Linked DNA regions of Mus musculus: region 1 is linked to region 2. Evidence: chromatin loops called from intact Hi-C (ENCODE). Cell type or tissue: gastrocnemius. All regions are shown on one strand. Links, peaks and the distances in the headings refer to the core of each region. The heading gives the core; the rest is flanking DNA. Region 1 overlaps Hmcn1 (hemicentin 1). Region 2 overlaps Hmcn1 (hemicentin 1).

What was found. Hi-C counts contacts between places; a loop is a spot of excess contacts. Peaks named below come from ENCODE experiments on the same cell type or tissue, not always from the same donor. Only the 100,000 strongest peaks of a DNase experiment are listed, where the experiment ranks them.
Region 1: it touches region 2 in a loop (3-fold over the local background); 11 of 42 quality-filtered maps call a loop at or near these places.

The regions. Positions count from the first base shown.
Region 1 is chr1:150,778,200-150,782,600 of GRCm38, forward strand. The region is part of intron 11 of Hmcn1 (hemicentin 1); the gene reads right to left. Among named protein-coding and RNA genes, the nearest start is that of Hmcn1, 210 kb to the right of the region's middle. In gastrocnemius, for the core only: a CTCF peak has its summit at 1,905 (motif pointing right); a DNase peak (open chromatin) is centred at 1,940.
Region 2 is chr1:150,907,764-150,912,164 of GRCm38, forward strand. All of the region lies in intron 1 of Hmcn1 (hemicentin 1), which reads right to left. Among named protein-coding and RNA genes, the nearest start is that of Hmcn1, 83 kb to the right of the region's middle. In gastrocnemius, for the core only: no CTCF peak of the experiment used is centred there; a DNase peak (open chromatin) is centred at 2,073.

The DNA.
Region 1 (4,401 bases), core at 326-4,325, 130 kb before region 2:
GAAGGAGCAGCTGAAATGCTCACTGTTCCTGTTCGTGTTGCCCCCAAAAGTGGGAGACTGTTTCAAACAAGACTTTAAAACTAACGTCATACAGAGAAATAGAGCTCGCCACTTTTTCTACCTTCTAAACCTGAGCAGCACACGCGTTTGCATGTCTAACAGCTACTGACCCGTATTAAAAGGTTTGTTTGTTTGCTTGTTTGTTTGTTTAAAAAAAATCATTTTAGCCCAGTGTAAAACTTTACAAAACTCAAATGTCATATTTCCTAAGTTGGGGAGAACTAATTAAAACAATACTTAAAAATAACAGCTTCATAAAAATTTTTGAGAAAGAATTACCAGATTATAAGTTTGGGTTTTACATGTATGCAGTAATGCGCTGGCATGTGTTACAACTGGAAAAGAAAACACTTACATAATGAAATCTAAAACTGGGGATGTGACTCAAAGAAACCACTAGGAGCTAAGAAAACATGAAAGGTCAGGTGAGGAACCCAAGAGACCAAGGGAAAGACCTACATTTAATCAAGCCATCCAATTGATCTATGTTGTTGAAAATATAGCTGATTTATTGTGTTCCTAAATCTACTTTTCATTGTGGGTGATACATGTTGTAAGTATGTTAAATAATCTATGAGAGTCTCATGAACAAGGCTATATGAAAAACTGGAAAATAAATAGCACTGAATTCCTAAAACTGATTTCTACTCTATTGTACAACTGTAAAGTGGATTTTGCAGAAGTTTCTCCTTCTTCTAAACAACTGTATTGGCCATAGAGAACACTAACTTCAAAACATTACATAATGACTACCATTGATTAGCTGTATCCCAGTCTGACAAACATTTATCTACCTTCTGATTTAGGTCATTCGGTTTCTTCAAAACATGTTGACATTGTTCTAAAATGAATTACTTCCATTTCTGATTAGCAGAGCAATCCCCCTGGTGTTGGCGACGACTTGTATGCATGAAGCTCTTTACAACAAAATGACATAATCTCAGTAGGAATGATTTATAAGCTCACTCCCTGAACTTGCCATTATTTTGGAGCTAGGAGAAATGGCAGGGGAATATATTTCAATATTTCCAGAGTTCTCTGTTGCTAACTAGTGAAGTTCTGTAAGTGGCCAAGGATTCCTTCCAAGGAACCAAGGACGACAACCGAAAAACAATCAATCAACCAAACAAACCAAACAAGCAATGGCAACAAAATCAGAAATCAGTTGTCTGGAGAAAGAAGTTGGTCCCCTGAAATCTCAAGTTAAACAACACCAGGCTTGCACGACACACGACACACCTGTAGTTCTAGTACCCTGGTGGCAGAGGCAGGAAAGTTCAAAGTTTCAAGTCAGTGTGAGCTATACAGCAAGACACTATATTAAAACAAACCAACCAACAAACAAAACCAAAAAGTGAACTTTCCAAGTGGTACTTCATCAAAGTACCTGGTTATACTGGAAATACAAAGACCTGGTGATAACCTCTGCCCAATGGAAATTACTTCATAAAATGGTAATGATTCAAGAGAATTTGAGTCATAGTTTCTTAATGCGACAGTTGAAGTAAGCTTCCTGAAACCTCTTTACTGTTTTTGCCTTCATTCTTTCCACAAAGAGTAGCATCCACTCTATCTAATATGGTAGCCAAAACATTCCCAACACCACCAACTCCCTCACAAACTCATGACCTCTCTCTTTAATTATTACCCTTACAGATATATCCATATAAATATATAAATACAACTTAATGAGTCCATTTAGTTGCTTGCATGTGCATGCTTTTAGGGCTGACCACTTAGTATTGGGTAAGCAACTATGGGTTCATTTCTGGAGGGAAGACTAATTTGCCCAGATACAGGCAGAAGTATTAATCTCAGAGGAATGACAGCTAATCTGTAGATTTATCAGTAGGTGGCGCACTGGCAACAAACCACAGAGGGAAGGAGCTAGACAAAAATCAAAATCCACCTTGACAGATAGATGTTGAATTTGCCAAAAATAGAAATTTAAAAAAAAAAAAAAAGAAAACGCCCAAATGCCAATGTGATTGTGAAATTCAGCTATCAAGAGAAGGGTGAGAGCCCAGCAGCTGAATCAGACAGATGCAGACACTACAGCCAAACAGTGGATGAAGCTTGGGGGTTCGTATGGAAGGATAGAAGGAAGAATTGTGGGTCCAGAAGGGAATAGGAACTCCACAGGAAGAGACCAACAGAGTCATCTAACCTGGACCCTTGGGGCTCTTAGAGGTTGAACCAAAAACTGAAGAACATATACAGGCTGGACCGAGGCCTCCCTGCACATATGTAGCAGATGTGCAGCTTGGTTTTCATGTGGGTCCTGAACTGGAGCAGGGGCTATCCCAAAGCTGTTACCTGTCTGTGGGATATGTTCTTCTAGCTGGACTGCCTTGGCTGTCCTCAGTGGCAGAGAATGTGCCAAGCCTCACAGAGACTTAATGTGCCAGGGTCAGGGGGATGGCTAGGAGGGGTCCCACCCTCTCAAGGAAGAAGAGCAGGGAGGGGGAAAATAATTGTGGGAAGAGATTACAGGAAGGGGGCAGTGAGCTAGATGTAAAATGAATGAATGAATGAATGAATGAATACATAAATAATGTTTTAAAAAGAGAGACGTGCAACAGTTTCAGAGACATTCAGTGATAAAGTAAGGCTAGATTCCATGTTAATCATAGAATCTTAATGGCAAAAACTACAAATTATAAAAAAAAAATCTAACTTTTATATTATCCTGTGCTATAATATATTTTGTTTATGGCTTCAATATTCATTTTAACTGAGTCTTTGCAATTATTTGCATGTTAATGTTTCCACTTAATACTATTTTTTCATAACCAAAAAAAATTCACTCATTTATTTAGGCATTGTTTGGGACTAATCACTTAAAATATGTCAAGACAAAAAAAAAACTATGATGAATAAGGGGGATTTAATTTTAAGAAAATTTGCTCTCACTTGTAAAGTTGTCAAAGAAAACTATCAATGATCATTACCAGGTCCTTTCTTTAGTGATGGTTTTACAGCAATTTCTCTAAATCACGGAATTTCCAAATAAGACGGAAAAGCCAAAGTTGAGATTTATATTTTCATTTGGCTTTTAAACAGCAGCAAGAGAAAATGCACATTATTGTTTTATGACATACTTGGGGACTGAGGCTTTTTACAAAGCTGTCCAAGTGTCTCTGGAACTTCTCTTGGGGACATTCTGAACTATCAAGTCAGTCAGTACATGAAAGTGGATCACTTCCTAGAGGCACAGAAGCGTCATCGAACCAAACACAACTCCCTAGGACTTTTGAAGGAACTGTTAGAATCTAACAACCAATTTTGTTGGTGGCCAAATTCATTTGCTCCCTTGCTTACTGTATGAGGGCAGCAGCCACCGGGCAGCAGAAGTCACAACCTCCCATGCTCTCATCACATCTCTCCTTCCCTTCCTTTATCACAACTACGACTTTCACCCTGCCTTTCTATTTTCATATAGCAGACCATGCCTGGAACTTTTTCCTTCCTTCTGCAGCTTATACCTGACAGCCCTGCTCAGCTGCTTTTCCCTGGTAGGTGCCTTGTCATTTTAGGGAGGCAATGCCAGAAACTCAAACCTAAGTGATTCCTCCCATTCTGTAAGAAGAGGGCTACTGCTGGCTGGAGGGAGCAAAGGCAGGTTGGTCTCTGTGAGTTTAAGCCAGCCAGGTTTAGGGAGCAAGACCCTGTCTCCAAAATGAGTAAATAGATTAACTAATTAAGCCAATGAATAAGGCTACAGGGGATGGCGGTGGGGAGGGGGGTGAAACCATGCCACCTTGAGGATGGCTTCTGGGTTGCACTGGCCACACCTCCCTTTTCTTAGTGCATCCTTCCTCAACCCACTCTTCCTTGACCAGGTGCTCTTCTCCACTTGGAAAGGCTTTCTGACCACCTAGTAAAGGCTGACTTACTTTTCATGGAATTCCACAGGCATCAACTTCCAAAAGAAGCCCTTCTAATTCTATGCAGCATTCCAGGGCAGAATTAAATGCTTTAGGATGCCTTGATGTAGTTAGTTCACATGTTATAAATTACATTATGACCATTAGTTTGCTGCTGTGTTTGCTTGTTTTGTTTTGTTTGCTTGTTTTGTTTTCATTGTTTTAGGTGCCGAGAATGGAGCAAGAAAGGAGGCCAGGAGCATCCTGTCATGTGATCTACATCCCAGTATCCCACCATCTTGCATTCCATTTTGGTTGAAAAGGATGCTGCTTACTTCCATTATATATTAACAGCAAGGGGTATATCGTCAGATAGCTAATTCTTGATGCACAAATTTATGAATAACTTTATAAACATATAAGCAGATAACCAAATAAAAACTGTCACTAACTCAATCCAAGGTGAACAGTAGCC
Region 2 (4,401 bases), core at 235-4,234:
CTCTGAATCACACTCAAGTAGATTCCTGCCCTCCAACGATAATTTCTAAATGTTTAGTTGTTGTGGAAACAAAATAATTCCTAATTGATTACACTGTGGGGTTAGTTCTTTGTTTTGGAGTCTAGATGCTTCTTGGTCCCCCTCCAAGTATTTTTTTTAAACCACTGGTTGCATATAGAAGGAAACTTTGAGAGCAGCAATGGTTGCATGCTATTAAACAAGGACTGGACTTCCTAAACTGTAAAACCACAAAGCCCGACATAACACAACCAATATGCTGTTTGGTTCTGTCCCCTAAGCAACTGACCAAACACTTCTATAAATCTGCCTGCCAATGAACTTGACAAAGATTAAGAATGTTGATACATCTTCTACCTAAAAATAAATAGGTAAATGTTGAATACATACAACATAAAGAACAAACATGGGAATCCAAGTTACAGTTCTAAGATCAGAAATGCTTTGCTTCAGGCACAATTAATTGTAATTTCATATATGGCTGAACTGGATATATGTAGGAAAAGTCCAGACACACTGAGTATTTCAAACAGAGATAGAAATGAGCAATTGCTACCACACTTTCCTTGGCATTCAAAACCAAACTAGCCCTGCACACAAACACACACACACACACACACACAAACAAACACACATACACACACACCCTTCACTCAGATAAGGTCTTATTAAAATGTTATAGATAATCTCTCAAGATAGCACTGAAACAAGTCGGAACAGTAAGAGCATTGTATTCAAACCAAGACCTGTGCATTTATTCCTGTCACGCGTTATTGGTGGTATAGATTTGGAGACGTTACTTCACTCTCATGCCTGTAGCACCTGTCCCTCGGTGTGAGAAGACCCTGCAGGTCGCCCTCCTCATATATTGTATGGCTAATACCTATGCAAAATTTGTTTCATAGTTCCTAACATATGCAAATTATATTCCTTTTCTGTCACATTAAGTCTTCATAGAACAGTGGTAAGGAAACGAGCAGTTGTTCTTAAGGGTGAACTGTCCCCTTGTAGTTAGCCTTACGTATCAGCCCCCCATGTGTTTCTTCTGTCTTTAGACAAGAAGTTGCAAGAGTTAACTTGAGAGTATGTTAGAACCTTTTCTGTTCTACTTCAATGCTTTGACAAAGACCTCTGGTGTAATAAAAACATTGGAAGACAAAGTCTCCACCTCTCTGGAATAAAGAAAATGTGAATATTGGTCCTGACTTTCCCATGTTCTAGCCTCAAGAAGTTATTGGTATTTTGGTGTCCGTTTGCCTTTATTTGCAGTAATCAGACAGAATATGGAGAAGCAAAAGAGAAAAAGCATATAAAACAGCATATGTAATGGGCTTTCCCCTCAAACGTCCACGTATCTTTCCAGCTCTGCTTGTGGTTATGGCCCCTGTATGTCCTTTCACTCCCAGGGCTGAGCCAGAGCCTCACCTACAATTAGAATTGATACACAAGTATTAATTGCCTCCAACTAAGAGACACCATGCAGCCTCTGAGTCCTCTCTATTAGAAAAGACCTTTCTGGACTTGTTTGGAGGAATAATTCAGCTCTAACCTAAAGTCCAATTTCTAGGGCACATGTGCTATTTATAACATCACAACATCAGTTATGTCTCCCAGCAAACACTGGATAGATCTCTATGGACAGATTCTGTTTATAAGAAAGATATTCTGCCCCAATCTCCCATAGGAGATTAATATATTTTATATGCTATTAATTCCAAGGTGCTGAGATATATTTAGAAGAAATAAAAATATAGAAATAGTAGCAGAGTTCGAGCATTAAAAATAAAACAACACACTAGACTGTACTATAAACTTAGGTAATTTAATTACTATGTCTACAAGTCTGGATTGTTTCAGTTTGGATTCAACACTGCTTCTTGCTTACATTTTAACTCTAAGTCAGAAACAGAAAGAAATGAGGAAGGACACATAAGTCCTTTGGGTGGTTTATTTTTCCAGAACAGGATATTTTATTTCAGTTGTATCTTCTGGCATTCAGTCATATGAACAGCTCAATGGAGTGCATTTGGATGTCATGAAAAGCACAAAGCCAAGAGATGGGCCCCTGGGAGTTTTGTGACCAACTGGTCATAAAAATAAGAATCCTTGTCAGAAAACTGTAGAAACTTCAACTCCAAGGCAACGTCAAAATTGCAGTCAATTGACAAAATCAGAACAATGAAAAAAAATCTCGATAAATATTTATGATTTGGGACTATGGAATCCACCCTAAATATCATTTACAAGTGTCTTGAATTCCACTCTGACACTTGTCTTCTCTGTTTGCCTTGGACATGACAAGAAGATTATGAAAATGTCAGTATATTGACCTAAAGTTGTGTTAGTACTGATGGGAAAATAACTTTTTTCCATAATATAGTGTCTCTGAAGATGAGAATGCTTGCTTCCAAAATAATCATATCTAATCAAATTTTTTTTTTTTACCTAAAGTGAAAAGTCTGGAGCTGAAGAGATGACTCAGTGGTCAACAATATGTACTGTTCTTAAAGGACACCCAAGTTCAGTTCCCAGCACCCACCTTGGAGGGTTCTCAGCAACCAGCTCTAGGGCCTCCAGTACTCTCTTCTGGCCTCATCAGGCACACACACTATTGTGCACATACCAAATACATGGACACACACATACATGTTGAAGCTGGTCTTTGTTACTTTGTGGGTTCTTCATTTTCCGACCCTTTTTCCTCACAGTTTCACCCCCTAAGACTAGATAGGAGAAAAAGAAGGATAGAGGGGAGATACACAGAAAGAGAGAGAGAAAGAGAGAGAGAGAGAGAGAGAGAGAGAGAGAGAGAGAGAGAGAGAGAGAGATCACTTAATCTAACTTCTTTCCTTTTGCTTCTTCTCTGACCACAGCTACTAACAACCATCTTCCCTAGATGACCAGCAACTACCCACCTCTCAGGGCCCTAGCATTTATATACCCTCTGAGAATTCCCAGAATTCCAAATGTCACACGTTGCATCAATTATCTGCAGCTGACAAAACCACGATTCTGCTAGAGTCCAAGGTAAATCATGGTTAGCTGCTTTGAACAGTCCAAAGTAGCCGCACAACCCCAAATCTGGGATTAAGATGAAAGCATATTCTTATAACATTTCTGTGTTCTTTTTAAATAAACCAAAATCTCAGAATCCTCAAAATTGTCACTACACATTTAATTTAAAGTAAATTCTAAAAATATTTTAATGTTGAAAATTTTTGCTATAAGTGTTGGTCCAGGTGTATAATTTTTCAGTAAAGTTTAGAATGATGTTAAGGCCTTAAGAAAAGCCTGCTATATCTTATGGTGCAATGTGCAGAAAAAAAGTGAATATAAAATAAAACATCCCAGAAAATGACCACTTGGCATAAGAGATGGATGATAAGGGAGGGGCAAGAGAAATACAGTAGTAGTAGTAGTAGTAGTAGTAGTAGTAGTAGTAGTAGTAGTAGTTAGTAGTAGTAGTCGTAGTAGTAGTAGTAGTAGCAGCAGCAGTAGTACATTTTTAGCGGTAAGATTTTAGAAATCTGCTCATTAAGGTTAGTTCCTTCCACTTTTATAAAATTTCCTAGTGTTCTATGTAAGGATAGATTGCTTCCATTAACCCATAAAAATTATTAAATTTGAAGTATTATTATGGCTTCCTTTTAAAATCTGCATATTTCATGATATTAAGCCATATACTGTGTTCTCAGCAAGAAAATTGTTTTTTTTTCTTTTTGATGCATTAATATCATGCCACTGAATCTCCCTGAGATGAGTGTATAATGACCCACAGAAGTTGTCTTAAACACTTGACCCTTTAGTCCAAGTCACTTACAGACAGCAAGAATTCACTCTTGGATAACAAACTCAGTCACATATATAAATGTAACTATGTGAAAGAAAATTGGTTCTTTCCCCCAGGATATTGCCAAAGATCTCTGACTAGTGAGAGGATGCTCATCCACAGTAGAAAGTCCAATACTCAGGGCACTGACTGTCTAGGTGGGAACTATACAGTGAGATCTAGAATGCCCCCCAAAACCATTGGCTTGATCTCCACTGGAGTCCTATTGGGAAATGATGGGACCCTTAGGAAGCTATGCATAGACTAGTAGAAAGTCTTTAAATGGCTGGGACTTAATCTCGAAGAATACAGTAGGACTCCTTTTCTTGCTTCTCTTTGGTATGCCAGCCAGCCATGAGTGAGGAGTCCTGCCCTGTGATGTATTCCTGCTTCCTACCAACCCACAGCGATGAAGCCACACCATCACGAACTGGAATCTCTAGGTCTCACTCTTTTCTAAACTGATTGGAAGGGGAATAACAACCCAGTCTCTCTATATTTAGACCTTCTACTTCTGTAGCTGAATGGAAAGCATGCTTATTTTACTTTTAAGG